Linked DNA regions of Homo sapiens: region 2 is linked to region 1. Evidence: chromatin loops called from intact Hi-C (ENCODE). Cell type or tissue: PC-3. All regions are shown on one strand. Each heading gives the region's core, and the rest is flanking DNA. Links, peaks and the distances in the headings are about the cores only. Region 1 has its middle 59 kb from the start of LIG4. Region 2 overlaps NALF1 (NALCN channel auxiliary factor 1).

Evidence for each region. A loop is a pair of places that touch in the nucleus more often than their neighbours do. Peaks named below come from ENCODE experiments on the same cell type or tissue, not always from the same donor. Only the 100,000 strongest peaks of a DNase experiment are listed, where the experiment ranks them.
Region 2: it touches region 1 in a loop (2.9-fold over the local background); 6 of 110 quality-filtered maps call a loop at or near these places.

What each region holds. Positions count from the first base shown.
Region 1 is chr13:108,147,965-108,164,177 of GRCh38, reverse strand. No RefSeq gene overlaps it. Among named protein-coding and RNA genes, the nearest start is that of LIG4, 59 kb to the left of the region's middle. In PC-3, for the core only: CTCF peaks have their summits at 8,276 and 8,477 (motif pointing right); a DNase peak (open chromatin) is centred at 8,477.
Region 2 is chr13:107,642,809-107,659,021 of GRCh38, reverse strand. The region is part of intron 1 of NALF1 (NALCN channel auxiliary factor 1); the gene reads left to right. Among named protein-coding and RNA genes, the nearest start is that of MIR1267, 120 kb to the right of the region's middle. RefSeq lists an enhancer at 2,343-2,512. In PC-3, for the core only: CTCF peaks have their summits at 8,531 and 8,732 (motif pointing right); no DNase peak of the experiment used is centred there.

The DNA of each region.
Region 1 (16,213 bases), core at 4,489-12,488:
TCTCGGCTCACTGCAAGCTCTGCCTCTCAGGTTCACGCCATTCTCCTGCCTCAGTCTCCCAAGTAGCTTGGACTACAGGCACCCACCACCACTCCCAGGTAATTTTTTGTATTTTTAGTAGAGATGGGGTTTCACCTTGTTAGCCAGGATGGTCTCGATCTCCTGCCCTCGTGATCCGCCCGCCTCAGCCTCCCAAAGAGCTGGGATTACAAGTGTGAGTCACCGCACCTGCCCCGGAAAAAAATTCTTTACCTTTGGTGTGGTGGATTTTATTGGTGTGCTCATTCTATTATCTTTGTCGCTATCCTGTGTAAACATCCGTTTGTCCTTTTTCGTACTAGATTTTGAGGATCTAGCTAGATGTCATTGTGCATGGGTGGAAGTCAGCTGTCTAACCTGCATAATTTCCAAAACTTCGCTGACATTACATTAATAACTTAAGGATTTTTAGCTAATTTTACCTAAATATCTCTTCAATGAGATATTGAGTGATAAGCTAAAAAGAGACTGAACTTTCCCAAGAAAAATTCTGTGGTGCTCACCGCCAAATGATATGTATCCAATATTAGTAAGATGAAGGTAGCAATCAGTCAATATTTTATGAAAATATGAATTGTTAACTCAGTTTCTCCTACCCCTTTTTTTGCTTATCTAGATATACATGAGATTGCAAAACAGTAATTAATGCTTACCAAGAAGGAAGAAATGAGGGAAAAATACAGAGAAATATAAATTATTTACATATGCACAGATAAAAGCTTTATTGTATGTTATTGATTCTGAATTTAGAAGTTTCATCAAAATGTCAAGGCAAGACTGACACTATATGAGAAAACCTGACCTAGATATGATAAAATCAGGTAATAAAGGCCTGAAATTTTAAACTAAAGACATTATCAATTTAGTCCCCACGTAAGGGTCACCCCTCTGCAAACTCTGATTTGGAAACCGAGCTCTCATCTACAAAAACATGCAGCCTAGAGGGCAAGAAAGGGAGGTTCCATTGTGGAAATCTTATGCATGGAGTCAAAGAACATGTGAGGAAGGAAGGCTGACATCTCATGGCAGGGCAGTGACACAGGAGAGTGCCCCTTGTAAGGGGCAGGCATTTTGGAGAGGAAAGGGGGGTTTTCGTTAAGGCCCCTTGCTATGTTGCATTGGACACAGATTTTCACGCTGTTCCCTTTCATTTTCATGTGGCTCTGTGGGGCACACTGCATGACCCACACCAATTCTAGCCTATCTTCTCTGACTCTGAAGGCTGTGCTCTTTCTGCCATGTACACTGCAAGAAGGTGACTCCTGGAAGGCACAGAAGCAACGGTGCATACAATCCCCGCATCTTACAGGACTGGGGACATCCATGGCATTTTAGGGCTACAGGACAATTTTTAATCCAGTACTGTCAATTTACACTTAGTCATACATTAGAAAATCATGTAAATGACGAGCTAATGGGTGCAGCACACCAACATGGCACATGTATACATATGTAACAAACCTGCACGTTGTGCACGTGTACCCTAGAACTTCAAGTATAATAAAAATATATATATATATAAAGAAAATCATGTCAGCCATACCTTTGAAATCAAGTCCCCCTTACTTCCACTGAAGCACTGTTTTGAATGACCACCACCCACCTGTACTAGTGAAATTGCTTCTGGTTGCCTTTCCTCTCCCATTCTTGGCCCCTTATCATCTATTATTCAAACACCACTCGTGGCGATGTTAGTCAAATGTAAATCTCAGTGTTTTGCATTTCTCATCAAAATTGTCCAGTAATTTTTGTAGCATACACAGAGTAAAATGCAAAATAAAACACAAATGCTTACTGTGGCCTCTTAGGCCCTGTGTAGAAATCATTTGGACATCTCTCTGACCCCACTTCCAATGGCTACAGCACTTCAGCCTTTTTGCTGTTCCCCAGACATGCCTGACACACTCTTAACTCAGAGTCTGTGCACCTGTGAGAGAAAAGATCGGGCAACAATGATTCCAAGATTTTGATTCACAGCAGCTGAGTTAATGATGATGCCTTTATTCAGAAGGGGAGGGGGCTGTTTTTTTTTAATTAGGGAAAAATGTAAACATAAGCAAAATTAGAAAGAACAGTACAAAAACTTTCCACAAAATCATCACCCAGAAATAGTAAGCATCAAGTCCCTGAGATTCTTGTTTCGTCTGTACTTTAATTTGATTCTCCTTCCTCTCCCTTCCACACCAGCACCACCACCATGGGGCTATTTAAGCAAATCTCAGACTTTGAATGATTTACTTTTATCATTTATTTTATATTATAGGAAATATTTTTAAAACAAGCACAATACTGTCATCTCCAAGAAATGAACTATTATTTCCTAATATTATCGAATATTCATTGAATGTTCAGATTCAGAAAACTTGTTTTGATATATTAAGTTGTAGATGTTTATCGGAAACCTAAAGGGAGATGTCGACTAAGAAGGTGATCATAGAATTTGGAGTTTAGACAGAAATGTGAATTTTGAAGTCAGCAACACATAGACATAGATAGTATTCAACACTAGGATTTTGGATAAGATCCTGTAAGAAGTCAGTGTTCGGGGATTGAGCCTGGATGCATTTTGACAGGAGGGAGATGCAAAAAAGAAAAATTAAACGTTTGGATAACTTGCATTAAAAACTAGAACTTGAACTCAGGACATCCTATTCATGCCTCCAGTTTTGCAGTGCAAGTTAAGAGAACAATGCATTTCACTTTCAAATAGCTGCTTTACTGTAAAGAGAAGTTGTTTCCATATGTTCGTCTACTCCCATATTGTTATTAATTGTATTATTTCATACTTTTTTTTTGTTTATTTGAGACGGAGTCTTGCTCTGTCACCCATACTGGAGTGCAGTGGTACGATCACTGCCCACTGCAACCTCTGCCTCCCGGGTTCAAGCGATTCTCCTGCCTCAGCCTCCCAAGTAGCTGGGACTACAGGCACGTGACACTATGTCCGGTTATTATTTTTTTCCTGTACTTTTAGTAGAGACGGGATTTCACCATGTTGGCCAGGCTGGTCTCAAACTCCTGACCTCAAGTGATCCGCCTGCCTCAGCCTCCCGAAGTGCTAGGATTACAGGCATGAGCCACTGCGCCCAGTCCTTATTTCATACTTTGTCATGGACAAGAAAACTTCTTGAGTTACAGAAGCAACAACAACAAAAAAATGTGTCAAGAGTCTTTGCTTGTAAAGGGACTCGTTTCTTTTTCAGTTTGGAAGTGAGAAGAAATTGCGATGCCATCATTGTCAAGGAGTGTGTTCTCCAGAGAGGGAGTGATTCCCCAGTGATGTTAGAGAATGACTCAGTAAAGGAAGAGCACAAAGCTGGCTGAACCTAATGACTGATAATAGTAATCTCTCTGCAATGCCCCATAAGGTAGGGCCAATCTAGAACATTATCAGTTGTTCTGCTTCTTGTCTTCTTCTGTCTTGGAGAAGTGATGCTGTTCATGGTTACATAAAGATTCAAAGCAAGGTTTTGGTAACAAGTAGAAAATGATTATTTGTCATAAAAATGTTAAGGGCAAGAGGGCCTCAAAACAAAACGTCAACTCTGCTAGCGTGGAGAAATCTTGGATCTCACAGTGCACTTTTTAATTTGAATTTTAACATTGTGTCATTGCATGGATTTTATCTTTTGAGGCAGGAAAGATGGATGTATGAACATATGGTTCCATTTGGATTTGTATTCACGATGGCAAAAGACAGAAGGCTGGCCGGTAGGACCCTATATGGGCCTTTACTTCTTGGGGATGGGGGGCTAAGGGATATTGAGAGAAAGATCACAAAGAAATGGCAATCTTTATCATCAGAAACCTATTCCAGTGAAGTCATGGAAAGCATAAGCTATTCAGAAGTTTTATACCTGGAAATCAGTTATCATGTTGTTGTTGCTAAGAACATTGATTATTTGCATTAACAAGTCAGGAAAAAAGTCACTTGGTATTTTATCAGTTGTTCTCCCCATATAGATACTAAAAAATGGAAACTAAGTACAAGGACACAGTGTCAAACAGAAGAACAAATCAACTAGATTTATTGTAAGAAATCACCCTGTTTGATATTTACGTAACATCTTCTTTCTGACAAATTCAAATTAGTTGGCTACTATAATAATATTAGGTTCTCTTCTTCAGTGAAGTTAAAATATTAGTGAATTAAAAAAGGAGATGCTCGACCCTATCCTGCAGAGTTTCAGCTATTGTCTATGGGGATAGATATCATATAGGATCTATTGGTACCAGGCATACCTAGATTACTGGCCTGACTCAGCAGTTTGCAAATTATCTGACTTCCAATAGGGTATTAAAGTATCTGAGCTTGAGTTTGCTCAACTGTAATCCCTCCCTTGCAGAGCTGTTGTCAGAGTTAAAATTAATGTGTATAGAAAGACCTTTCCTTATACTGCTGAGAAGCCTTGGAACTACTCAGCCTCCCGAGTAGCTGGGACTACAGGCGCCCGCCACCGCGCCCGGCTAATTTTTTGTATTTTTAGTAGAGACGGGGTTTCATCGTGTTCGCCAGGATGGTCTCGATCTCCTGACCTTGTGATCCACCCGCCTCGGCCTCCCAGAGTGCTGGGAATACAGGCGTGGGCCACCGCGCCCGGCCTCATCTCCTCTTTTTTAAGTTTCCCTCATCTCACTTTCTTCTTCCCTTTTCAGTGGCAAGAGCCTTGGGTTGGAAGAATTCAGATGTGTGTTGTAATTCTGGGAACATTACTCGCTTCCTAAGGCAGATTCCTTCGCCTCGAAAGCTAAGCAGTGCGCTTCTTTGTGTACTGTTTACTTTCTGGACTCTCCCGCTAGCTCTAAGGTTCTGTCACTGTGCTCTTGCTCGGTTTCCATCTTTCCTTCCTCCTCTTTTCTCAGCTGGAAACCTGAATGTGCAGGTGTGGCTATAGGTAAGGTCATGTGCCTGAGCCCGGTTTCTCCAGCAGCTAAGGGCTAAGTGCTTTCTATTACTGTGACGCCTGATTCTTCCGACAGCCATCCGAGTCTTCTATGCCCGTTTTCATGGACACAAGGAGGTTGAAGCTTTCAGGTATTGTAAAGAGTTCAGACAAACGTGGGGACAAGAGTCAAACACCAAATCTGGACCATTATATGAGAATGGCTGTGAAGGAGAAGGCAAGCTTCTGGGTGGCCCAGCTCTGGGTCGCATGCTATTTAACCAGTCCTTCCTTAGGGAGATGACGAGGGAGCACGTGATAAGCCTCCCACAGAGACGCACGCTGTAAGGCAGTGTGCTGTGCTCCGAGGAAGCGGGACAAGGGGCATAGAAACTAAAGGAAGCGCCGTTACTCTGTAAAAGGTGGGACACCCACAATCGCCTTTATTTACTTTTCACATGCATTTTATTGTGATTTTCCATGTTCTGGGCATTCAAGCCTGCCTGTTTTTAAAGGCAGATTGTGGGAAAACTTGATCAACTTGATCTTTTGAAAGTGTCCTGTATTCCAGTGGGACCCCCATCCCTTGTTGTGGGGAATACATGCAGCTATTTTAAATTGTCATCCAGCTTCTCAATTGCCAAGACCGTGTGTATTCTCCCCTTCTGTTTCCTCCTCCTTGCTTCTTTCCTTCCCGCTGCCCCAGAAACCTCCTTCCCTGCTGTGGAGTCACCTCAAAGCCAGGTGATACGGCTTGGGTGTGTCTCCACCCAAATCTCATCTTGAATTGTAGTTCCCATAATCCCCACAGGTCATGGGAGGGATTTGGTGGGAGGTAATTTAATCATGAAGGCCGTTACCCCCATGCTGCTGTTCTCATGATAATGAGTGAGTTCTCACAAGAGCTGATGGTTTTATAAGGGGCTTTCCCCAGCCTTCACTCTGCACTTCTTCCTGCCATCATGTGAAGAGGGACGTGTTTGCTTCCCCTCCTGCCATGACTGTAAGTTTCCTGAGGCCTCCCGAGCCACGTGGAACTGTGAGTCAATTAAACCTCTTTCCTTTATAAATTACACAGTCTGGGCATTTCTTCATAGCAGCGTGAGAACTAATACACCAGGTATTTATTTATTTATTTAAAACTTTTATTTTAAGTTCACGGGTACATGTGCAGGTTTGTTACATACATAAACGTGTGTCATGGGGTTTTGTTGTACAGACTATTTCATCACCCGGGTATTAAACCTAGTATCCATTAGTTGTCTTGATCCTCTCCCTCTTCTCACCCTCCACCCTCCATTAGACCCCACTGTGTGTTGTTTCCCTCTATGTGTCCATGAGTTTGCATTATTTAACTCCCACTTATAAGTAAGAACATGTGGTATTCGGTTTTCCGTTCCTGCGTTAGTAAAGCCAGGGTTTTAAAAGTGCCTCACGGGCAGTTGGCAGTTTGCATATCACTACCAGATAAATCACCCTAAATATTTATTTTTCATGATATTTCTCTGCATTTTCCTAACACTTATAAAATAAATTCTATACTTCTCTGCTTAGATTTCAAGACTTGATAAATAGCCAAAATGATTGATTATTGGATTGATTTAGATTTCTACTTATATCCAAAAATGAATATTATATCATATACATAAATTTGACAATAGTTTAAAAAGCAAATGTTAAAATAATATTCTATAGTGATTATATTGCATGTAGAAAATACAAATAAATTCTCTTTTTTATGAGTAATGGCACTTTAGACTAGTCTTAGGTTAGAATATTCTGTAATATATAAGACAGAAATTTTAAAACTGTTTTTGAAGAATTCATTCCCTAGCTCAAAGAAGAATAAATTCAGATAGTTAACCGGAAGTCATATCTTGAGACTCTTAAGTGCATTAATAAGCATGTATTAACTATGACCTGGGTTCATTTTCTTAACATTTTTGAAATAATGTATAATTAATTGATTCCCAAATTCCTTCATGATTTTTTTTCTTAAGACTGAATTTACCACTTGAACTTCAGCATTTGAAAGTTCTGTAGATGTGATATGGTTCATGGATTGTTTACCTTAAAGGGGCCCAAGAAAGAGATTCAGGGCTCTGGTAATGGTGGGTGTGTGTGTGCATGTGTGTGAGTGTGTGAGAATGTGTGTGTGAGTATGTGTGAGTAGGTCTCTGTGTGTGAGTGTTAGTGTGTTTGTGTGAGTGTGCCTGTGTACGTAAATGTGTGCGTGTATGTGTATGTGTATGAGTCTGTAAGTGTGAGTGGGTCTGTGTGTGTATGTGACCGTGTCAGTGTGTATGTGTGTGTGTGTGGGGGGGGTCTGTGTGTGTATGTGTGTGTGTCTGTGTCTGAGACAGTGTGTTTCAGTGTGTGTGTGAGTGGGTCTGTGTGTGTATGTGACTGTGTGTGTGAGTGTGAGTGCATGTGTGTGTGTGCGTGTGTGTGATGGATATCAGGATTCTTCCGGAAAGAGCTTTGTAGCTTTCATATCACTCTCAGTGGGGTCCTTGACACTCAGTACATGAGCCTGATGCAGCGCAGTCCCTCAGTGGGGCTGAAGTGTGCTCAGACACACAACGCTTTAACACTACAACTAGAGGGAACTCCATATTTTCCCATCTGGTGTTCTTGGCCTAGTGTTCCTTCCAGACAGAGTCCAGCATTTAGTAATCTAGTGGTTATTAAGAGATTTGAGCTAATCACTGTCATAAATGACACTTATAAATGTGTCCTAACCCCCACCACTCGTGATTTTCCCCCTTCAGGGGACGGGCACTTCAACGTCTTTAAGTACTCATCTTATGAGAGATCTCGTATGTCCTAAGATCCTATTTGGAGTTAAGTACTCTTAAATCACGCAGAGTTACGTCTTCTATGCATCTTTTATAAAATTCGACCACATTATCTTCTGAGCTGTCATATGCATTTTTATCTCTGACTTTGGATCCAAGCTTAGAAATATTATCTAACAAAAACATGTCTCCCACTATAGAATCCCACACTCTGAAACATAAGTCTGATAACTAAGGCGAACTAATGAAAGATTTTTAAAATACATTTTATATTTTTCCTTAGTATTCTGAGATTATTAATTTTTAAAATCTCAGTGTCAGCTACTCTTTTATTCATTTTTAAAAATTTTATACTAAAGCCTTTCTAAATAAGAAATGGTTTACGATATCAATAATTTAAATTCCTTTTAATTTAAAAGAAAACCGATCTTTTAAATGCTGCGTTTATTTCACATTCTAGTTTCATTATGATGCCCCCTGAAGTGTGGATTTGTAACTAAGCGAGTGTCTATGGTCATTATCCTAAAAGCCGTGAAGCTCCTCATCACACTGGGGTCTTGCAGCCGACTATGTAGCTTTTCCAAGGGTCTTAAGATCACATGCAGTTATTAATAGTGCCACCTAGTGACAGAAATTGCTCAGATGGCTATTCTTTGAACGATTTGAATAATATATTTAGCTTTCTTTATTTTGCGTAAATATAAAATTATGTCAAACAACACAGCAATGTTAATCACATCCCGCGATGGGAACAATTCCTGATGGGTCCAGCAGGTGGCAGCATGTATCACGAAAGCACAGAATTGCCACTTAAAAAAAAAATCTGTGCCAAGGCTGCGCTCTCTTTTTTCATGTGACTGAGTTTTTCCACTCTTTAATGTAAAAGGAAATGTATATCTATGTTAAAGATAAAATAACTTTTCAGAATGGGGATAATATAGGGCACTAAGTCATAACGATAGGACTTTTACTGAGGACTAATTCCATACTTCCATTCTAAGTACCTAATACATATCATTGCGCACAGCACGCTTTGTGTTGATATTATGACTGTGCCCATTTTACAGACAAGAAAATTGAGGCAGGGACTTTGCCCGGGTTTTCACAGCTACTAGGTGAAGTAGGTGGGAGTTGAAACCAGACAGTCTGGTTCTAGTGTTGCTTAACTGTTGGAAATGTAAGGGATTAAAATTAAAAGTATTAGGAAAAATACTAGTTTTTAGAAAAGAGACCTGAATGTTAAACTTAATTCAAAACTATCTTTATTGTGTCCCTGAGTTCCACGGGCTCTATCTAACTTCAAGCTGATTGCCTCCTCTTAGCTGGATCTGCACTGTGACTAAATAACAGAACCCCACTACTGGGGAAGATGTTAGAGTTTACGGAATATTCATACTCATACTTTTTTCTTTGTGTGAACATTAGGAGGAGTAAAGACATTTAAAGATTGCCTTTTCTTCCATTTTTAAAATGTATTTACTGACAAATCTCCCAGTGTCCTCTCTCCCTGCAACTTTATTCTCACCCTGAAGTACTTGCTATTCTCTGAATACAGTTCTTACTTCAGTTCCTTCTTCGTATTTGTTTATCTTGTTTTCTAAACCTGGAGGCAGCTCATCTCTCCCTGTCCCCTTTCAATATTGGTCACTGGACTAATGTCAATATTGACCAAAGGAAAAGCAGCATGTGAGGGCAGGGACATAGGGGCAGGAGAGTGTCTGAGGGTCTTGTATAAATAACAGCATAGGTTTTAAAACCAGTGCAACAAAGCCTTCTCTTGCATTGTTAACTCTGTGGCGTAACATTTTTTTCCCAGCTAGATTATAAATTCCTTTGAGAGGTGAGGCCACATATGAGTTAACTTTCTGCACCTCCCAGCCTTATCTACTAATACTTCACATAGTACTTTCCTCCCAGCAGGAATTCAGTGACTGCTGTAGAGGGTGAAGTGGTGCAAAGTCCAGCTCAGTTGTGGTTTATCAAGCCTGAACTTAAGCACCACTCACCTTGTTTTTTAGCAGCTGTGGGCCAACAGGGAGGCTGGATAAGTGAAAATCAAGCAGAGATTCTTTTCCTAACTTTGGAGAGAGAGTAAACAGCTGCACGATATATGAAAAGAATAGCAAGGTGATAAAATTCACAGTTTACAAAATAAAGAATAAGCTCAGATATGCTCTGCAGGCCACTCTCAAGACCAAGAGGTAGTCCCCTTTCTTACCTATAGACTAGAAGAAAAATTAAAGCACACTCAAGCATAGGAGATCTGTCCATATGTAGCACAGGTAGGAAGATCAGTGAGCTCAGGAGAAACTATCTATTAAATGAGCTTCAGGAGGAAGGTAGGAACAGTAAATAATAGAGAGTAAGGCCCAAATCCTCTCACCCAGAACAGTTGGCTCTTAATCTTGGCAGACTCAATGCTCCCTGTTAATAATAAATATTTTATTTTATTTTATTTTTTGAGATAAAGTCTCACTCTGTCGCCAGGCTGGAGTGCAGTGGCGCGATCTCGGCTCACTGCAACTTCTGCCTCCTGGGTTCATGCGATTCTCCTGCCTCAGCCTCCCAAGTAGCTGGGATTACAGGGGCCTGCCACCACGCCTGGCTAATTTTTGTATTTTTAGTAAAGACAGGGCTTCACTATGTTGGCCTGGATGGTCTCGATCTCTTGACCTGGTGATCCACCCACTTTGGCCTCCCAAAGTGTTGAGATTACAGGCGTGAGCCACCACACCCAGCCAATAATAAAACGTGCTTTCTGTCATCTGTGGAATGAAATTTAAAGATAATATGAACTGCCTACATATATAACTTTTAAAAATCAGTATGAGTGCCTTAACTGTATATTGAAGGAAAAGTTGGAAAGTGATATATAATAAGGTACCATCCATTTTGACATGCTAGTCCTCAGAGCAGCTACACTTGAAGAGATACTAAAATGTCTTCTTGTTGTTGTAATTGTCTGCAGGTTCTTCCTGCACACTGCAAGGCAAAGCCAATTCACTGAGGCCATGGCATTGCAGTAAAGAAAAAGTTTAATTTGTGCAAGTCCAGCTAGGACTTGCAGGAGACAGAGTTATTACTCATATTACTCTCCCTGAAGGCTCAGAGGTTAAGGTTTTCCAAGGATAGTTTGGTGGGCAGGGGACTAGGGAATGAGTGCTGCTGATTGGTTGAGGATGCAATCATGAGGGTGTGGAAAATGGTCCTTGTGCCCTGAGTCCACCTCTGGGTAGAGTCCCAGGACCAGTTGAGTCATGAGCCATGAGTCCAGGTGGGGTTAGCTAGTTGTCAGGAATACCAGCATCTGAAAAGACACCTCAAAAAGCTAATCTTAGGTCTTACGTCAGTGGTGTTATCTGCAGACGTAAGTGGGGGTGTTACAAATCTTGCAACCTCTGGAACAATGGCTGGTTATCATTTAACTATGCCTACATACATTCTGCTACATAGTGGCAGAATTCAGGCCCCTCTGATAACCCTAACTTTTTGGACTTTTAATTATTATCCTCGCTTTAAGGTTAAACTATCAACTAAATTTCTCCCAAAGTTAGCTTGGCCTACCCCTAAGAATGACCAAGAACAGCTTTGGAGGTTAGAAGCAAGATGGAGTCAACTACCTCAGATTTATGTTACCATCATAATTTTGCAAAGGCAGGTTCATTGGCAGCCTTTGCTGTGTGTTGCAGGACTTCTAGAAGTCTTAATGCCTGTCCACAAAATGTCAGTAGCACCTCCATTTATTTTGACAAAACAATTCCACAAATTTGCAAAATACCCACTGAGAAATGAAAATGAAATTGTAAGCCCCCCAACTGACTGAATGTGTCTCTTTTTGTCCAAGGGTACCCCAGAGAAAGTTAAAAACTGACTTTTCTGCCATGACTTGATGGAACGTTGAACATACATTATGCCTGTATTAGTCCGTTCTTGCACTGCCATAAAGAACTACCTGAGACTGGGTAATTTATAAAGAAAAGAGGTTTAATGGATGCACAGTTCTGCAGGCTTAACAGGAAGCATGAATAGGAGCCCTCAGGAAACTTACAATCATGGTGGAAGGTGAAGGGGAAGCAAGCACCTTGTTCACATGGTGTCAGGGGAGAGAGAGAGTGAAGTGGGAAGTGCCACATGCTTTTAAACCATCAGATCTTGTGAGAACTCGCTGTCATGAGAACAGCAAGGGGAAAATTCACCCCCATGATCCAATTGTCTCCCACCAGTTCCCTCTTCCAATTCAACATGAGATTTGAGTAGAGACACAAATCCACACTGCATTAACGTCCAATCCCCTGTTAATTGCCATTAGGCTTTCTTCCCTAAGGTCTAAACAGCAAACAGCCCTTTCAAAAGATTCCACCGCTGATTTAAACCAACCACCTGATGGCACTCCTCTTTTTTTCAGTTTTTCACAGCAACTGACCAGCAGTCCTTTCTGATAAGAGATCACAGACCACAAAGTGGCTCTGGCCAATCTATGGAGGATGCATGGTGAGGGTTTTTGTGTCCTCTGCTTCACCTTTTGATGTCAGAGGATCGAAAACTTCATGCTCAGATCATGTTAAGATTGCCATTTTTTGTACATGCAGCTCATGGGGCATGAAGCTCAGTTGTGCCTATGTACGTTTCTCCTCTCATAAACATTCATGCCTCCTCCTATAGCTTATTAAATATGTATACTGAGACACCCTGCTCAGCATAAACTCCTGTTTCTTTTTCCCCTCCCTCAGAATACCTGTTTTTGGCTTCTGACCAGAGGCTATGCTTCCCAGCCTGTGAAAATGGCCACCCTGCAGGCTGCAACCTTTGTTTTTCATATCCAGACAGGGTCTCACTCTGCTGCCCAGGCTGGCGTGCAGCTGCACAATAAAAGCACATTGTAACATTGAACTGTTGAGCTAAAGGGATCGTACTACCTCAGCCTCCCAAAGCATGGAGATTACAGATATGAGCCACCACACCTGGCCCAGGCTGCAACCTCTTATGGGAAATAAAGCTCTCCTTTCCAAATCTATGAACCTTGTCATTCTTCAGTTGATGGCACCAAGGGTAGTACCACCCCTTCAAGAGCCACTGTTTAAATTTAATGTCAGGGTTAGAGTTCTTGTGGTGACTTCTATGTCATCTTGTTAAATGGTGCCATTCTTTTCTTTCTCTTTATGATAGTTCTTTGACAGCAAGCACCGTTTCTCTAACAGTAATTGAATATTATCAGATAAATTTATATTTCCTTTAAAACTCTCTGAATAAAAACGCAACTATAACTAAAAGTAAAATATAATAAGAACAAAAAGGCATCAGAAGCATTCAGTGATATCACCTGAGGACAGTCAGTTATTATATGCAAATCACAGTATGGATCATCTAGGATATGTCTTTGACAATGTCTTTTTTCACTAAAAAATATGTTGCAATGACCACACCTGGGCCTGCTGATCAATATAAAACATCTTAAAGAGAAGAATAATCAAAAATCACCTGAATACTCTGAATTATTCTTGTCGAAAGCTTGAATATAATCAAACTTCTATATCTAACTTCCAATTTCCTGGTTACGTGGGGAGTAGAGGAGCAAGTTAAATGGCAACCAAAGGACGCAATCAGCAAATTGAGGACATAGGAAATTCTATATGGAAAACAAACCATCCTTTATTATGACATTCTCTAAGCTACATGTAAAACAACATTCTCTAAGCTACCACCCTATCCATGGAAAGCACCCATGGTAGCCAAATCTTGGAGGGCAAAGATTGCTGAAAGTAAAATTATTGAGCTGAGTCTGGCGTCTCATACTCCTTCAAAATCCCTTGAAACACTTTAGTGATTTTTAAATGAAGCTGGACAAGAGGCTGAGAAACCAAGGCAAAATCTAAGCAGGAAGCCAGTGACTAAGCAGAGATTTTGGCTATCTCACAGCACCGGGAGACTAAAATTGAAATTCAGGCTATTAAAGCAGTGAGGATTTGAGAGGCCAATTCCAAAAGAGAAAGAAGTTTTAGAAAAGTCGAATTTGAAAATCAGAGTCACTTTTCCACTTGAGGGTTTCTTCACTGTCTAGACAGTGAGAGAAAGAAAATTCAGCTTAGAGGTTGAGGGGAAGCAGGGCTTTTGTAAGCTTCACAAGGCTAGGGAAATAAACTTGGATGCCCTACTCAACATCCTAGACACTCATTTGAGATGCCTGTATGCCCGAAGGACTACATCGTCAGAAATGTGGAAACCAGAAATCGACTATGACTTTTCAAGTTCAAAATCAGTTTCAGATCTGGAGTTATACTCTTGTACCCATAGACTAGAGAGAAAAGAAAATCATGCCCAGATGGAGAAGTGGATCCATGTTTCAGAACTCAGTTCTCTATTCTAACTGCTTGTCGAAAACAAAGTGCTCACCCAGATATTTTACAATTATTTATACTCACAATCCAATATTTAATCATTAATTTCCAGATATATCAAGACCCAGAGAAGCAAACAAACCATAGAAGTCAAACTACAGGTGATCCGGATATTAGACTTGTTAGGCTCAGTCTTTAAAATAACTGTGACTATTAGCTTCAAGAAAATTGGTGACAGCAAAGAGAATTTCACTGAAGAATTAGAATGTATTAAAACAAATTCAAAGAAAATCTTCTACTGAAAAAATATGGTAACTGGAATAAATTATTTTATTGCAGATTATATTTAATACCAAATGCTGGAAAGAATGTGGAACAAGAGAAACTCTCATTCATTGCTGGTAGGAATGCAAAATTGTACAGCCACTTTGGAAGACTGACAGTTTCTTACACCTAAACATAGTCTTACTATACAATCTAGCAATTACACTCATAGGTATTTACCTGAGTTGAAAACTTATGTCCACCTAAAACATTGTACAGAATTTATAATAGCTTTGTTCATAGTTGCCAGAACTGAAAGCAATCAAGATGTTCTTATTCAATATAGGAATGGATAAACAAACTGTGCTACATCCATACAATGGAATATTATCCCTTGATAAAAGGAAATGGGCTATCAGTCCACAGAAAGACATAGAGGAAACTTAAGTGCCTATTGCTAAGTGAAAAAAAAAGTCAGGAAAAGCTACATACTGCATAATTTCAATTATATGACATTCTAAAAGGGAAAACTGTAGAGATAGTAGAAAGATCAGTGGTTTCCATGGCTTCAGCAGGAGGCAAGGGGATTGAATAGGTGGAACCCAAGGCACTTTTAGGGTGATGAAATGATTCTGGATAATGATACTATAATGGAAGATACATAACATTATGTATTGTCAGAACCCATAGAAATTTATGGTATAAAAAGTAAACTTTACTGTATATAAATTTAGAAAGTCATTTAGGAAGTAAGGGGATCCTAGGAAAGACTATAGATTGCAACAAGAAAATCTAGGTGTATTACAAATAAATGAATATATAGCCAGCCTCATTAAAGGCGTAAGGTAGAAGAAAGATGGATGTGAGTAGAAACTGTAATTCTAAACGCATAAGAAACTGCACGTAAGTTTAGTATTCTAGTTGATAAAATTGTTTCCGATGGAGGTACAGGTTAACAATTCAGATACTGCTGTACATGTGTACACGAACAGTTAAGTATATGGATAGTGGGTGGTGGGAATCTTTCATGAATAGAGTGGGAATTTGCAGAGAAGCAGGGAGAGGAGGCTACAATGATCCATGTTGCAAGAGTTAGAGTTATCAGAAAAAACTCAGTTTGGTTTAATATAAATACAGGTGTTTACATTTAGAAGTATTTATAGATATATGTGTATGCATAACTAGTATATACACATATATTTCTTTGCTCTGTCAGCTGAGAGAGCCTAAAAGAAATGACACCCCCCATAGCGATGAACCTAGCTAGTCTCAGACGTTGGTTTCTAAAAAATTTCTTTAATCAAATAAAGCAGGGCCCCTTGGAGAAATGACTGATTCTAGGACTGGGGCAGGGACTACATAAGATGAGCCTGGGCATCTTGTAGTGCCAGAAAGTATGGAAGTGCTTGAAACAAACAAACAGTAAACAACCATTGAAACCCCACAGTGGTGAGCTAGCCAAAGCACACAAGAGGCACCCCAAAAAGCTCCCAATAATCAAAGCTGGTACAATTTGAGCAACAAAATCTATAAAGTAGTATTGCATTATAAAACAAGATAGAAAATAAATATCCATGAGTTAGGCTGATATAAATAAATGATTAAAGACATTAGTAAATAGGTAAAGATGTCATTTTTTGCTCTTGTTGTGGTTGCTTTTCACGTCTTTGACAAATAGGATCTAATTACACTTAAGAGCTTCTCAGTCACTGGTTCAGTAGCCCCAGTGCCAAGTGAGAAGCTCTTGATGACTGAATAGATGGAGGATGGGGGATGCACAATGACCCCAGTCCTGGATGACTGAATAGATGGAGGATGGAGGGTGGACAATGACCCCAATACTGGTTGGCTGAATAGATGGAGGTTGGGGGATGCACAATGACCCCATCCTTGA
Region 2 (16,213 bases), core at 4,888-12,887, 510 kb after region 1:
GTGCACATGGGTAACTAGAAGTAGTTTTGTTTCCACTAACATGGAGCTTTATGGAGCAGGTGGAATAATGATCTGGAGAAGCGGTCACATTTCAGGTCACTACCTTCCTTGACTGGGGACCTACTGAACAAACAATCTGAGTAGGGGAAGGGCATAATCAACTTTTGTTATAGAAATACCATTTTCGTGGTGTTAAGGCAGAGGAACTTGAATTGGGAAATGATTCAAGGCAGTGGGATTATTTTAATAACACTGGTAAGAAGTGATGAGTGGGTCAAGGGTAAGAAGGCTTCAATGAGGTTAAAGAATAGTGGAGCGGGAGTGAGGGAATCTGAGTTTAGAGCAATACAAAGCTACAAGAATGAAAATTTGGGATTTGAGTTTTCAGAAATATAATAATTTAAAGTGATGACAAGAAATAGAGTTTGAAAATGCCCCTGGACTATTAGAAATCACAGAGATTGAGAAAAAGGGACCAGTCTAAACCAGACCAATTCATTTGGCTTAGAGGTAAAGCACAAATTCATTATTCAACCTGAAGTACAGTTTGAGGTACAGAGTGTTGATAATTGATACGAAATGACCTGAGAATTGTAGATATTATTAAGGAAGGTGATAAGAGCCATAAGCATTAAAAAGCAGGGACGGAGATGAAGAATATGAAAAAGAGATCCAGAGGCATGGAAAGTAGACAGATGAGGCTCTTCCATAAGCAAATGAATGTTGCAAGAGAGAGGAGAGAATAATTGGCAGAAGGAAAAAATTAAAGATAGATAAGAATTTTGAAGACTAAGTAAGATAAATCCACCAATCTTCCTACTTAGGAGGCTCACCAATCTCAACAAAAGGAAATAAAAAAAGAAATTCACACCCAGAGACATCCTAAAACTGCAAAACAATAAAGAGTCAAGTCTTACAAGTAGCTGATAAGAAGACCACTGTCAGACCAACAATCGGCATTTTAAAGGGTCCCTGGGAACCAGGAGACAAAGTGCCTCCAAAAATAACTAATGTCTCGAACATGTACACCCAGGAAAATTTTGGTTCAAAAAGGAGGGCAAGATAAAAATCTTTTTTAGTTCAACAAAAACAGAGTTTACCACCAAAGCTCCTCACTAAAGTAAAGGAATTCTAAATCATGACATTCATGCAGGTCTAAAGTGTCAGACGGAACCGTGCACCAGGAAAATGTAAATGGGTGAGCAATCTCAACAAAGTAATGCCTGGCGTTGACATTTCAGTTGTTAGCATATGATCAGTTTTATGCATATACCTCGAAATAACAAAAATCAGTAGCCCTTCTTAGATGGAATTAGGAGTGGGCAACAGGTTTTTGTGTAAGAGCACATGTCTCCTGAGTATTCAGAGTAGTCACTGTTCAGCCATATCAAGGCAGTATCCCCACAAAGACTGGTAAATACTTCCTACCCACAGCGTTAAAGTCATACTCAATACATGTGATCCTCTCCCCAAAACTTCCACTGTAAACTTTCTTTTCTCTTTATGATTATTGATCAGGCTGTTTGTTCCCCAAATCCACACATGTATGAATGCATCCACACACACAGAAAGACACACACCCGTGCAAACATATGCACAAATACTTAGAATACCAGCAAGAAAATAGTTGAACAGGTTACTTTCTAAATAGCTGCTATTTGATGATGGCATACCTGGTTAGGGGGAAATAAGTAATTAGCTTAGTTTTAAGAAATATTTGTAGTACCTGTATAATTTCACTCTCTCTCTCTCTATATACACACAGAAGTAAACTGGATACATGGGTCTGGGGCTCAGGAAAAAGTTTGAAACTGAAAATGTAACTTAAATTTTTGTTTAATTTTTTTTTTATTTCAATAGGTTTTTGGCGAACAGGTATTGTTTGGTTGCATGAATAAGTTCTTTAGCTGTGATTTCTGAGATTTTGGTGCACCCATCACCTGAGCAGTGTACATTGTACCCAATGTGTAGTCTTTTAGCCCTCACCACCCTCAACCCTTCCCCCAACCCCACACCCCCACACAGTCCTCAAAGTCCAATGTATCATTCTTATGCCTTTGTGTTCTCATAGCTTAGCTCCCACATATGAGTGAGAAAATACAATGTTTGGTTTTCCATTCCTGAGTTACTTCACTTAGAATAGTAGTCTCCGATTCCATCTAGGTTGCTACGAATGCCATTATTTTGTTCCTTTTTATGGCTGAGTAGTATTCCATGGTGTGTATAACATTTTCTTTATCCACTCATTGATTGATAGACATTTGGGCTGGTCCTATATTTTTGCAATTGCAAATTGTGCTGCTATAAACATGCTTGTGCAAGTATCTTTTTCATATAATGACTTCTTTTCCTCTAGGTAGATACCCAGTAGTGGGATTGCTGGATCAAAAGGTAGATCTACTTTTAGTTCTTTAAGGAATCCCCCTATTGTTTTCCATAGTGGCTGTACCAGTTTACATTCCCACCAGCATTGTAAAAATGTTCCTTTTTACTGCATCCATGCCAACATCTATTATTTTTTGATTTTTTTGATTATGGCCATTCTTGCAGAAGTGAGGTGGTATCGCATTGTGGTTTCGATTTGCATTTCCCTGATCTTTAGTGATGTTGAGCATTTTTCCATATGTTTGTTGATGATTTGTATATGTTTTTTGGGGAATTGTCTATTCATGTTCTTAGCTCACTTTTTGATGGGATTGTTTGTGGTTTTCTTGCTGATTATTTTGAGTTCTTTGTAGATTCTGGATATTAGTTCTTTGTCAGATGTATAGATTGTGAAGATTTTTTCCCACTCTGTGGTCCTGTTAACTCTGCTGATTATTTCTTTTTCTGTGTAGAAGCTTTTTAGTTTTGTTAAGTCCCATCTATTTATCTTTTTTTTTTTTGCATTTGCCTTTAGATTGTTGGTCATGAAGCCTTTGCCTAAGTCAATGTCTAGAAGGGATTTTCCAAAGTTACCTTCTAGAATCTTTATGATTTCAGGTCTTAGATTTAAGTCTTTGATCCGTCTTGAGTTGATCTTTGTATAAGGTGAGAGATGAGGATCCAGTTTTATTATTTTACATGTGGCTAGCCAATTATCCGAGGACCATTTGTTGAATAGGGTGTCCTTTCCCCACTTTATGTTTTTGTTTGCTTTGTGGAAGATTGGTTGGCTATAAGTATTTGGCTTTATTTCTGGGTTCTCTATTCTGTTCCATTAGTATATGTGACTATTTTTATAACAGTACCATGCTGTTTTGGTGACTATGGCCTTATAGTATAGTTTGAAATCAGGTAATGTGATGCCTCCACAATTTTTTTTTTCTTAGTCTTGCTTTGGTTATGTAGGCTGTTTTTCTGGTTCCATGTGAATTTTAGGATTATTTTTTCTAGTTCTGTGAAGAATCATCATGGTATTTTGATGGGAATTGCTTTGAATTTGTAGATTTCTTTTGGCAGTATGGTCATTTTCACAATATTAATTTCTAGCCATCCATGAGCATGGGATGTGTTTCCATTTGTTTGTGTTGTCTATGATTTCTTTCAGCAGTGTTTTGTAGTTTTCCTTGTAGAGGTCTTTTACGTCCTTGGTTAGGTATATTCCTAAGTACTTTATTTTATTTTTTGCAGCTATTTGGAAAGGGGTTGAATTCTTGATTTTGGTTCTCAATTTGGTCACTGTTGGTGATTAACAGTGTTACTGATTTGTGTACATTAATTTTGTATCCTGAAACTTTGCTGAATCTGAATTCATTTACCAGTTCTAGGAGCTTTTTGGATGAGTCTTTAGGGTTTTCTAGGTACACAATGATATTATCAGCAAAGAGCGACAGTTTGACTTCCTCTTTACCGATTTGCATCCCCTTTATTTTTATCTCTTGTCTGATTGCTCTGGCTAGGACTTCCAGTACTATGCTGAGTAGAAGTGGTGAAAGTAGGCATCCTTGTCTTGTTCCAGTTCTTAGGGGGAGTGATTTCAACTTTTCCCCATTCAGTATAATGTTGGCTGTGGGTTTGTCGTAGATGACTCTTATTACCTTAAGGTATGTCCCTTCTATACCGATTTGGCTGAGGGTTTTAATCATTAAGGGATGCTGGATTTTGTCAAATGCTTTTTCTACGTCTGTTGAGATGATCATGTGATTTTTGTTTTTAATTCCATTTAGGTGGTGTATCACATTTATTGACTTAGGTGTGTTAAACCATTCCTGCAGCCCTGGTATGAAACCTACTTGATCTTGGTAGATTACCTTTTTGATATGCAGTTGAACTCATTTTGCTAGTATTTTATTGAGGATTTTTACATCTATGTTTTTCAGGGATATTAGTCTGTAGTTTTCTTTTTTTTTTGTTATGTCCTTCCCTGGTTTTGGTATTAGGGTGATACTGGCTTCATAGAATGATTTAGGGAGGATTCCCTGTTTCTCTGCCTTTGGGAATAGTGTCAATAGGATTAGTACAAACTCTTTGAATGTCTGATAGAACTCAGCTGTGAATCCACCTGGCCCTGGGCTTTGTTTTGTTGACCAATTTTTTTTATTACCATTTCGATTTCACTGCTTGTTATTGATCTGTTCAGAGATTCTATATATTCCTGGCTTAATCTAGGAGGGTTGTACATTTCTGGGAATTTATCCGTCTCCTCTAGGTTTTCTACTGTGCAAAAGTTATCGCAGTTTTCGCCATTAAAAGTAATGGCATTGCTAAGCGCCTACTTTTGCCATTAAAAGTAATGCAAAAACTACAGTTACTTTTTCACTAATCTAATAGCTTATGCACATAAAGGTGTTTACAGTAGCCTTGAATAATCTTGTATTTCTGTGGTGTCAGTTATAATATCTTCCATTTCATTTCTAATTTAGCTTATTTGGATCTTCTCTCTTTTTTTCTTGGATAATCTCACTAATGGTCTGTCAATTTTATTTATCTTTCTAAAGAACCAGCTTTTTGTGTCATTTATCTTTTATATATTTTTGTTTCAATTCCATTTAGTTCTGCTCTGATCTTCATTATTTCCTTCCTTCTGATGGATTTGGGTTTTGATTTATTAGTCACTAATTTTTTGAAACAAAATAACTTGGAAAATCAAATAATTGCTTGAGTTTTTTCTTTAATGCTGTTTTCTGAGTTGCAAATGAAAGAAGATATTTTTGAGGACTTTGTTGTTGTATTTTTCCTTACCTTTGTTAGATAGGAGTTTACTTGCTTAAACTTTTTATTTTTATTTACCATTTCTTTCTGTTATTGTGTGTGTGGTGTGAGATGGGGAGCCCTATGAGAGTCAAGTAATTTTGACCTCAAAAATAGCTCTGGAGTTGTTTCTAATTGGGCAGCTGAGGTGGTCTTTTGGGATCTAGAGTCATGAAGGTCATCTCTCATAGATTCCTGTTCTTTTTGTGCACCGTGGTAGAAGTAGAGAGAATATATTCTATTCAGGGATGGCCTATCTATATGAAGAGGTCAAATGCATTGAAATGAAAAACAAAAAACTAGAGCTAGTGACATTGCTGACAGATGCCAACATTTCTCCACACTATTTTATAATAAAAAAAAAAATACCTCTCTGCTAAGAACAGCAGAGGCTTGATTATATTTATTGGTGTTAGATGACTAGGGACTAAAATAAATGATTCCTCAGTGTAAAAGTAGGCAGATAATTCTATTACCTAATTTTCTCTTTCAACAGTCAGGAAACTTTCAGTGAATTTGGTCCCTGTAGGGTAACTCCCAATTTCCTTCTCCCCCTACGATAAAACAAACAGAATATGAGAGAATTCGTTTGTTATTGGACTAACATGAAAATACACAACTTAATATACAAATTTAATGTGTTTAATCTAATTTAATGTGGTAAAATAAAGCATAGATTGTTTTTCCTTCGAATGTCATGTTCTTACAAATACTTAAAAATGTTCATTTTTGTTCATGGTAGTCTAAAACTAAAAGCAACACATAAAGATACCAGGAGTGTTTTACCATCTTTTCTGCCATTGTTTATGAATGAAGTGTCCTTCAACCCCCGTGTATCTTTGTTGAAACATTTTTGGCAGAAGTTATGAAAAATAAATAATAGCAACTTAGAACATAGAAGAGACTGTGGATAAATTCAGATTCCAGCAATTTGAGGCACCAAATGGCACAATGCTTCTAATCATTGATGTTTCCATATTGTGAAAAGAGATAATCTAAAAGTAATTCCAAGGAGAAAGGCCTTTACTGATAACATAAGGATGATTAGTTTGTTGGCACAGGGGCAGGCAGAATAAAATGGAAGTAAAATCTCACTCCTGGAATGTTGCAGTTGAAACAGCCCATGCCTATATCCGAACAATGCCTAATGAGTTAGATGATGAAATTTGGGAGTTCTGAGCTGACGAGTCTTAGGATTTTGAGTTCATGCTGTAATGGTTTGAGATTTGGGGGATATTAGGATGGGATTGGATTCATTTTACATGTGGGATGGGCACCATCCTTTGGGGCTAGGGAGGCTGACTTCTGTGTGCAAAATAATGCCACTCAAAGATGTCCAATCATGAATTTCCAAAAGTTGTAAATATGTTGAATTTCATAGGAGAAGGGACTTTGGCTATGTATTGTGTATATGTTAAAGAAAGCTTAAAATTTAAAACAATATTATATTTAGTTATCTTCAACTTTGAAGAACCATAACTATTTCTCTAATAATAACATTTAAATATGTTAAAAGTCATTAAGCACATAATGACCTTTTAAACAATCTTAATAACAAAGGCCAGAATGACAAATAGAGCAGTGTAATTGCACACAACTCAGAATCACAGAAATTTAAATGGGACAGAGTTAAATCCTTAGGTAATCCAATCTCCCCATTGCATTGATTAAACTGTGGACCAAAAGCTTAAGTGAATTGTCCAAAGTCCCAGTCCAAGTAACAGAAGAGTACTCCGTCTTTTTTTAGTGCTAAAGCTAGAAATTGAAGTCAGTTCTGCATCATAAGTATTTTCTTCAGCAAAGCATAATAAAGTTATTTATAGAGTTAAACATGTTTATATCTATAAAGATTTTTTAAGTCTTCTAGTTTATGATCTCACATTCATTAAAATGGAAAACTTTCAAGTTTAAAATTAGCTTTGATATATTCGCAAAGAGCAGTCTCTAGAGTCCTGGTTGAAGAACTGAACATCAGAGAGTAAGATGCCTCCTTACTTCTTTCCATCCTTCCCTCTATTCTGATGTCTTATTTTAATTAGACTAGATCTCAATACTTGAACTGTAGTAATCCTCAAGTGTATATTGCAAACAGTTTTGTGGAATGGTTCCTTAGGAACCTCACATAACAAGCTGAGTTCAGAGACAGCGGGAAGTCCTGGAAGGTGAAGGTGTGGGTGGGACATCAGTTTTATTTGCTGAGAAGAGTTAAGTAAGCTGAAATGTCTGCTCCATTTCAAAACTAATTAATACTCCATCCTGTGGAACAGGCTAGTTTTAAAATATTCATTTAATACATGTATCAGTAGAGGTTTTCATTATTGCAACAGCATTATGATCTTAATACTTTCAAACATAGTTTTGCTTATTTCAGAGAACTCCCAACCCTCACAAAAAGAGGCAACTCAAGTCTCTAGGACATCAAAATACTGATGAAAATCTCAGATATTTATTCAAATAAGGTAACAAAAAATTGAGTTTTGTGGCCTGACATTTCGACGTTGTGTAATTAGAAAAGCACAGAGTTTTAAAGCATCCCTGGCATGACCTATGGTCATTGCTTCCTGACTATTGCTCCGTGCAAGTAAAGAATACAGAACAGAAACAGCCCGGGACTAAATGTCAAAGGCCAGAGGTTATGTACCATGTGGCTCTCAGCAAGGTCTTACTCTCTCTCCACATATGAAGCAGGCACAGTAACTCATTTTCCTTTTATCTCATCATTAAACAAATCAAATAAAGCAATGAATTTATAATTCTTTATTTTTTTAACCTTTGTTTAAGGTTTGAGGGTGCATGTGCAGGTTTGTTACATAGGTAAACACATGTCACAGGGGTTTGTTGTACAGATTATTTTATCACCCAGGTACTAAGCCCAGTATCTAGTAGTTATCTTTTCTGCTCCTCTCCCTCCTCCCACCCTCCCCCGTCAAGTAGACGCCAGTGTCTCTTATTTCCTTCTCTGTGTTCATAAGCTGTTATCATTTAGCCCCCACTTACAAGTGAGGCATGATATATTTGGTTTTCTGTTCCTGTGTTAGTTTGCTAAGGATGAAATAGTCTCCAGCTCCATTCATATTCTGGCAAAAGACATGATCTCTTTCTTTATTTTTTATTTTTATTTTTTCATAAGTTATTGGGGTACAGGTAGCATTTGGTTACACGAGTAAGTTCTTTAGTAGTAATTTGTGAGATTTTGGTGTACCCATCACCCGGGCAGTATACACCACACCATATTTGCAGTTTTTTTCCCTTTCCCCTCTCTTCTTCTCCCCAAGTCACCAAAGCCCATTGTATCATTCTTATGCCTTTGTGTCCTCCTAACTTAGCTCCCACCTATCAGTGAGAACATACGATGTTTGGTTTTCCCTTCCCGAGTTACTTCACTTAGAATAATAGTCTCCAGTCTCATCCAGGTCACTGCAAATGCTGTTAATTTGTTCCTTTTTTTTTTTTTTAATGGTTGCAGAGATTACCGTTCAAATGGCAACGTTGGCCAAGAACATCTGATTTTGCTAGAGGAGACTCGAAGTCGCAGCCACTAGGTGGCGCAGCCTCATCGCTCGCCCCCTTCAGGCCAGGTCCGGGTGGCCAGGGGTACCCTGGTTCTGTCAGGTGACCTTCCTAGACAGGCACTATCGACTTGGGGGGCATCTGTAATGACTTTACCTTATCAGATAAATCGAAACTATATCATTAATGACAGTGTAGGATATGCCACCAGGGACAAAAACTCCGATCTTTGACTTAACAGGCAACTTTTAAAATACTCATTTTGAAAATGGGAGAATCAGCAGGGCAAATTTAATCTGCTTAAAATCCAGAGTGCCTTTTCAAGTATTTTTTAAAATCTGTAGTTCTTTAAGTTCTATAATTTATTGGCCAAAGTAACTTACAAGTATTGATAACAGTCCATGTAGCATTATCATTTTGGATGGCAAGCTGACGGGTAGGGGCCAGGGCCTAACCTGTATTTGAATCACGATGCTTAGTTAGGGTCACCTTTTTTGGTATAGACTGCAGGACACAGCACACCACAAAATATAGTTTCCTAAAAGACAGAAAGTCTCTTATATACAAAGTTGAATACCCTGTACTATCTCAGTTATATTGTAGCTTTCCTTTTAATTATCATTCAAGGTGGCCATGACATTTAAAAAATAATTTTCCAGGATACACTGTTTTTATTTTCTGTGACTGTTCAACTTACCACTTACTTGAAAACCTTTATTTGCACATAAAGAGGATTGAATAAAGGTAAGTATATGTAGCATTCACTAAATATGCCTCTCATGAAAGGTAATTTATATGAAATAATTAACTCTACAACCCAGGACTTAATTGTACATGTGTGGCAAAGAAAATATCTGATTCAATCATTTTAAACAAAATAAAATATAACTGGAGAAAACACAACTGCATAGCCAGTACATCTTAAAAAAAGATTATATAAATTTTATCACATAGCATTGAAAACCAAACAGAATACAGCTCTTGCTGAATTCCATATTCATATGCTTCTTGATGTTTTAATCTACAGAGGTATGACTCAAGATGTAAAAATCTGTGTATGAGAATCTGCATATCTGCATAAACAGTGAAGATTGACAGTTCCCACATGGTGGGATGAAAAGGAAAGTAACAAAGTTAGTTAATAGTATAACTGGTGGTATACTATTTATTTAACATTTAAAAACTGTGCTGTTAAGAGAATGAAGAAATAAAACATAGGTTGGGGGAAATATTTACAAAACATATGTCTGATAAGGGACTTTTATCCAAAATGTAAAAAGAGCTCTTAAAACTCAACAACAAAGACAAACAGTACAAATTTAAAAATGGGCAAAAGGTCTGAAAAGACTCCTCACCAAAGAAAATATTAAGATGACAAATAAGCAGATGAAAAGATACTCAACATTGCATGTTGTAGGGAAACATAAATTAAAACGATAATGAGATACCACCACACACCTATTAGTATGCCTAAGATTGGAAACAATGACAACAGCAAATGCTGGCAAGGATGTGAATAAACAGGGACTCTTATTCACTGCTAGGGAGAATGCAAAATGGTTCAGCTATTTTGAAATATGATTTGAGAGTTTCATACACAACTAAACATTTTTACCATATTAACTAGCAATCAGTCTTCTTGGTATGTTCTCAAATAAATTAAAAATTTATACTCACACAAAAACCTGCATGTGGGTGTTATAGCAGGCTTATTTATATTTGCTAAAACTTGGAAGCAACCAAGATGTCCTACAATAGGTGAATGAATAAACAAACTTTTGTATATCTATACAATGGAATATTATTTAGGGCTCAAAAGAAATGAGTTATCAAGCTGCGAAAAGACACAGATAAACATTAAATGCATATGGCTAAGTGAAAGAAGCCAATCTGAAATGGCTATGTACTGCATGATTACAACTACCTGACTTTCTGGAAAAGGCAGCAGTATAGAGAGTAAACAAATCAGTGGTTATCGTGGATTTGGAGGGAGAAGAGGGATTGACAGGTGGAGCACAAAGGATGTTTATGACAGTGAAATTATTCTGTATGATACTGTAATGGTGGACCCATGACGATGGGCATTTGTCAAAACCCATAGAACTGCACAATGCAAAGAGTGAACCCTAATGTGAATGAGGGAATTCAGTTAATCATAATCTGTCAATATTGATTCATCGGTTGTAACAAATGTAGTGAGATGACAACAAGGGAGATGTGTATGGGGGGTGACATATGGGACTGTCTGTATACTCTGCCCAATTTTTCTGTATACTGAAATCTGTAAAATGTAACTCATTGATTAAAAAACAATACTACTTGTTTTTATCATTTGTAGCTTTTTGTAATACACATAATTTTGAAACAAATTACTCTTTTCTATAATCTTCAGGTAAAAATTAGGGTAGCTTTTTAAAATTTGTTAAGCTCAGTTTTAAAAAATAAATGCCTAGGTAGATCAGTTTTGAAATAACATATATTCCCCCATTTCAAATATGTGAAGAAGCTCAATGGCTTAAAATTTGGAAAATGTAATATTTAACTCAGTTGTTTGCATTATGTAATGTTTACTATACACCCATAATATAAATATTCCTTAATTATATTTAAAGTAATTCCTTTTTACATTTTTCTCCTCTATTTATTTATGACAAATTGAACTCAGATATTAGTAACTTGTTCAGGCCATACAAGTTGTCACCGGAGGACATTACTAATTCTAAAGTACATACCTTTTTTAATACAAAAGTTTATTAATTTTAAGCAGCATCTTATGTTATTAAGGTTTCATGGGATTGTTATGTTTGCAATTCTGCCTTTGTAGAAACAATCTATATGTCCATCAGTAGGGGAAGGTTTAAGTTTTTTTTTTTTTTCGATAAAACATAGTACACCATGCAAGAATTTAAAAGGAATGAACTGGAGCTGCAAGTGTCAACATGATGAGGTTCTTTTTTGATTTAGTAGAATATTTTTAGTGAAAATGCATCTTGTCTGTATGGTAAAAAAGGACAAAATTTTGAAAACTAACTCTTTACTGAGGGCATAGAGTGAGGGAAGAGACAGGATTTATTCATGTTCTTGTATTTTTCCAGGGAACATCCTCATCTTATGCTTCCTTTGCATTTAATTCCATTTTCGTTTTGTTTTCTTTACCAACATTTTGGTGATTGCTCATATTATTATATATAAATTACCTCAATCTGCACAGTGATTCACTGATTACATATAATATCATGTATTTAACCAGTCTCTTTAGGATATTTCCAAACTTTTGATTTATAAATAAAGCTACAATAAGCATTCTAGTATGTAAGTCTTTACCCAATGAGTGGTAATATCTGTAAATTCATATTAGTAGACTTGCTTGGTCAACAGGTGAGTGCATTTTAATTTTTGATGTGATGTCAAATCTTTACTAAAATATTATGTAAATACAAATCATTGTCCTTTAGAAAATAAAAAAGAATCACCATATGAATTTCTTTCCTAATGAGAACACTCTGATTTAAACTAATGAATTCATATATTCATAAATTAACCTCATAAATTTTACTGACAAGCTCTTAAAGATAGCTGTCAATGTAAAAAGATTTATATTATACCTATGCCATGATTAAATACAGCTAAATTCAGGAGTCTCATCAAATTGATTGATGTAGAGTGTTACTTATTTTATATTAGAAATCAAACACATTATTATACAGATTACATTAATAGAGAAAAAATTCATGTGAAAATATTTTACTCAGTAATTAAGAATAAGGAAATAATCTAGGTCCTCTAATCAACAATGCGTTGAGTCACTGGTCGTTTTACCTGTGAGAATATAGGATAAGAAGGAAAAACAATAGAAAAGAAGGGATCAGCATCTCTTCAGGCAGTTTATTTTAAGGCAGTGGCTTCTCAATTTTAGAAAAGACGAAAATCCCATCAGATGACATTTTATTTCACTGCATCATTTGGAAGATACTACTGTTATTATGTTAGGATGTGAATGTGAAAGGTTTTTACCTGTCTACACCATTTTGTTGCTTTTTTTTTTTTTTAAGAAGTTGGCAGTTTTCCAGGGAGTGTATGTGAAAGAGTACAGGATAGGAAGTGTTAATGTTCTTCATCTGAAAGGTAAAATTACTATTTTAGTTATAAAGGAATAGCTTGTTGACCAGCGTTCCCACTGAGAACATCTAGAAACGTTAGATGCAATTTTAAAAGATGTGTAAAACTCTCAGTGCTGACTGGTCAGTGCTAGAAGGGCTGTTACCAAGAGCAGGGAAGCCCGTTTTTGTGAGGCAAGTTTGCTGCATCCTGTTTTCCCCATAGTGTGATTTGCTGATTGCTGATGCAGGGTAAGAAACCAAGAACTCCCAGAACTCAGGTTGAGAGTGGCTACCAAGAGTCAGAACGAGCATCTGAACTTACTGCAACCTCTTGGAGTTTGGGAGCAAAAACCTGGAATTGAATTTTGCTATGATACTCGGGAATGAGAAATTAAAATCCCAGAGAGGAGAAAAGCACAAGGAAATAAAGTCAATACATGGTGCCGGTTTTGCCTTCAGTTATTTGCTGATTAAGCTGCTCAGGGCAGAAGTCTAAGAAACCAGGCACAGAACAGCTGGAGAGTAAAACAGGGATTTTTTTTTTTTTTTTTTTTTTTTTGTCTCCCAGTATTTGCATGGTGGTAGAGACAGAGAAATTTGAGTTCATAACTTGCAGAGGAGAATTTGTAGAAAACTACCCAGGCTCTCTGTTGTCAAAACAGGACAAGAAAAGAGATAAAAATTGTATTAAGTGGATAGGATAAACAGGTTGTAAATACTAATATAGCATACCTAAACCCAAAACAATTGGGTGAGTTAAACTGATTAAAATCAGTAAAACATATAAATAGTAACAGCATTCCATTTGGCAATTAGTACCAAATTGGATAAAATCTTCACAGATTCTGGGGATGAAAAGGTGAACATCTTTGAAGGTGGGGACATTATTCTGGCTACCAGGGTCATCAAAAACATGCACACTGAAAAACACTTTGATACTTCTATATCCTTCAGATTGGTTAAAATGAAAAGGACAATACTAAGTGTTGGTGAGGATGTGGAGCAACTGTAACTGCTTGTGGTGTTGTCAGCAATCACTTTGAAGAACAGTTTGGCAGTGCCTATTAAAGCCAAATATATACATCCTTAAGACTCAGCAACTTGACTCCTAGGTACATTAATGAAAATGCTCACATGTATTTATAGCAGCATTATTTATAATAGTCTAAAACTGGAAACTCTAAATGCTCATCAGTGGTGGCAATACCAAATAAATTGTAGTACATTTATACAATAAGATAAAGCAAAGCAATTGGATGACCTCTTAATACACAAAATAGCAAGAAGATAGACACAGTAGAAAATAAAATATATGATTCTGTGTGTATAAAGATCAAAAGACAGCCAAAACACATCTACGGCAGTGATTATTTTTGCTGTACAGCAGTATGAGGCAAGGATCATCACTGATCTGGGTGGTGGTTCCAGAGGTGTGTTCACTTTTCTTTCTGTACGGTTAAAGAGTTACTTTAAACATTAACACTTAAAAATATGTTTAAGACCATGTTTTAGACCTATGAACAGTTTCCTTATACTACTGGAGCATGCTATGATTTGCAACTTAAGTGAAAGCATATATATATATATATATATGTATGTATGTATGTATGTATACACACACACACTCTAAATGTCTTTTTTAAAGGTATTTTTTTCTGTCCTGTGATGCTAAAATTAACTAGAAGAATGCATTAAGTAGCCAAGTGGAGAGTGGTTGAGTAGAAAATGCACATGATTTAAAGTTAATTAGATATGGGTTCAAGTTCAGTCTTTGCCATTTATTGGCTACTTAGCACTGGATAGATTTTTTTTTTTTTTAACCTGAGTTTCCGTGTCTGTAAACAGGGGAAATAATATTAAACCTGGTTGCTATTGTGAAAATGGGAAGTAATAGACGTATGTTTCTGAGTATGTAGTAGTGTTTCCTGTGTCAACAGAAGCTATCACACAACTGTGTAAACCTTATGTCAACAGAAGCTATCACACAACTGTGTAAACCTATCATTAAAAATTCACCTTGGCGTTCTGTATTTTATTCTGTATTAAAATGTTACATGTATTTTTAAAGAGATATTCTTGAGATGAGTATTTCTGAAGACGTAAATTTTATGGTATTAGGTTTATAAATTATCCTCATCCATATATAGACTTGTGATTTTTCTACTTAAAAATAAATATCTGTCAAAAATAAGTCATGTAAATAAATTACACATTTGTAATTCTTCAGAAATTTGCATGTGCTCAAATAAAAAATTTTGGCAAAAAAAAAAAAAAAAATCATCTGAAACTCAGTGGCAGGAGGAGTTTCAGTCTCCTGACTCTCAACTTCTCTCTCTCAATGGAAAATCTAGCTGATGGGCAGACCAAGCTCTGACCCACCTGGATCTCCCTTGAGGCTGCACAGGAAGTGAATTATCAGAAGGGGATGCACAAAGGGATTTAGTTTGAGTCAAATGATTTTTGGCATTAGGCATGGTACTACTTCCTCTGTGGTTCAGCAAACCTTCTCCACTTTCAAAATTGAAAATGTATTTTTTCTCATCATAAAAAGTAACATGTAAAGACTCGAAAACTAAAAAACCATTAAGAAAATAAAATTGCTTATTTTTCTAATAATCCTCCCCCTTTATTTGTTCCCTTTGATCCAAATAAAACGATTTCATATTTTAAATTGTCATTTCGTTTCACCCCCCCCCCACCAAATACACTGTATATGGAAATTATACTGTATTTACATTTCTATGTCCTGAGTTTTTCTTATCTCTATTTGGAAGCCCTTCCTGTAACTTACACATCTTTGAAACCATAATTATAAATAACTGTGTCATATTCCAGTTTTGAATGGGAAGAGTTTATTAAACTATGGTTGCTAGCCCTCCTCGCTGACACATTCTTCTTTGGTTATACTAATACCTTAAGTCTATTATTTCTTATCTCTAATTTCATTCAGTTAGCCACCTCATCAATGGAAATAATCATTTTAGCAAAAGCATTTGTGTTTGTAACTTAAGTATAACATCACTGTGTTCTTGAGTACAATCATCACCAGGCCATAAACATCTTCTTGGGAATTAAGTGAAGACCATAACCCATGGCGGACTCTGTCTGGATGGGTGAATGCATTTCCCAGTGTGCTTTGGCTGGGTGCCCCTAACGGAGAATGAACTGCGAAACCTGATGACATACGCCTGCTCTTCAGCCAACAGTCAGCTGTGTGGGATGCTGTCTTATTCCATGATATGTGCCATCTGCCTGCATGTGCTGTGACCCTCATCCATGTGGAAATTAGGGCAAGGCAGAAACTCCAATGCGATGCTTCTGCATCAGCTCCTTTTCCTGAAACAGCCAATTTAAGAGCAGAACACAATAGCCAGCTCTTTAAGTGAAGTTAAAAGGGGTTCTGGCATGAGCACATACAACATAAGGAGAAT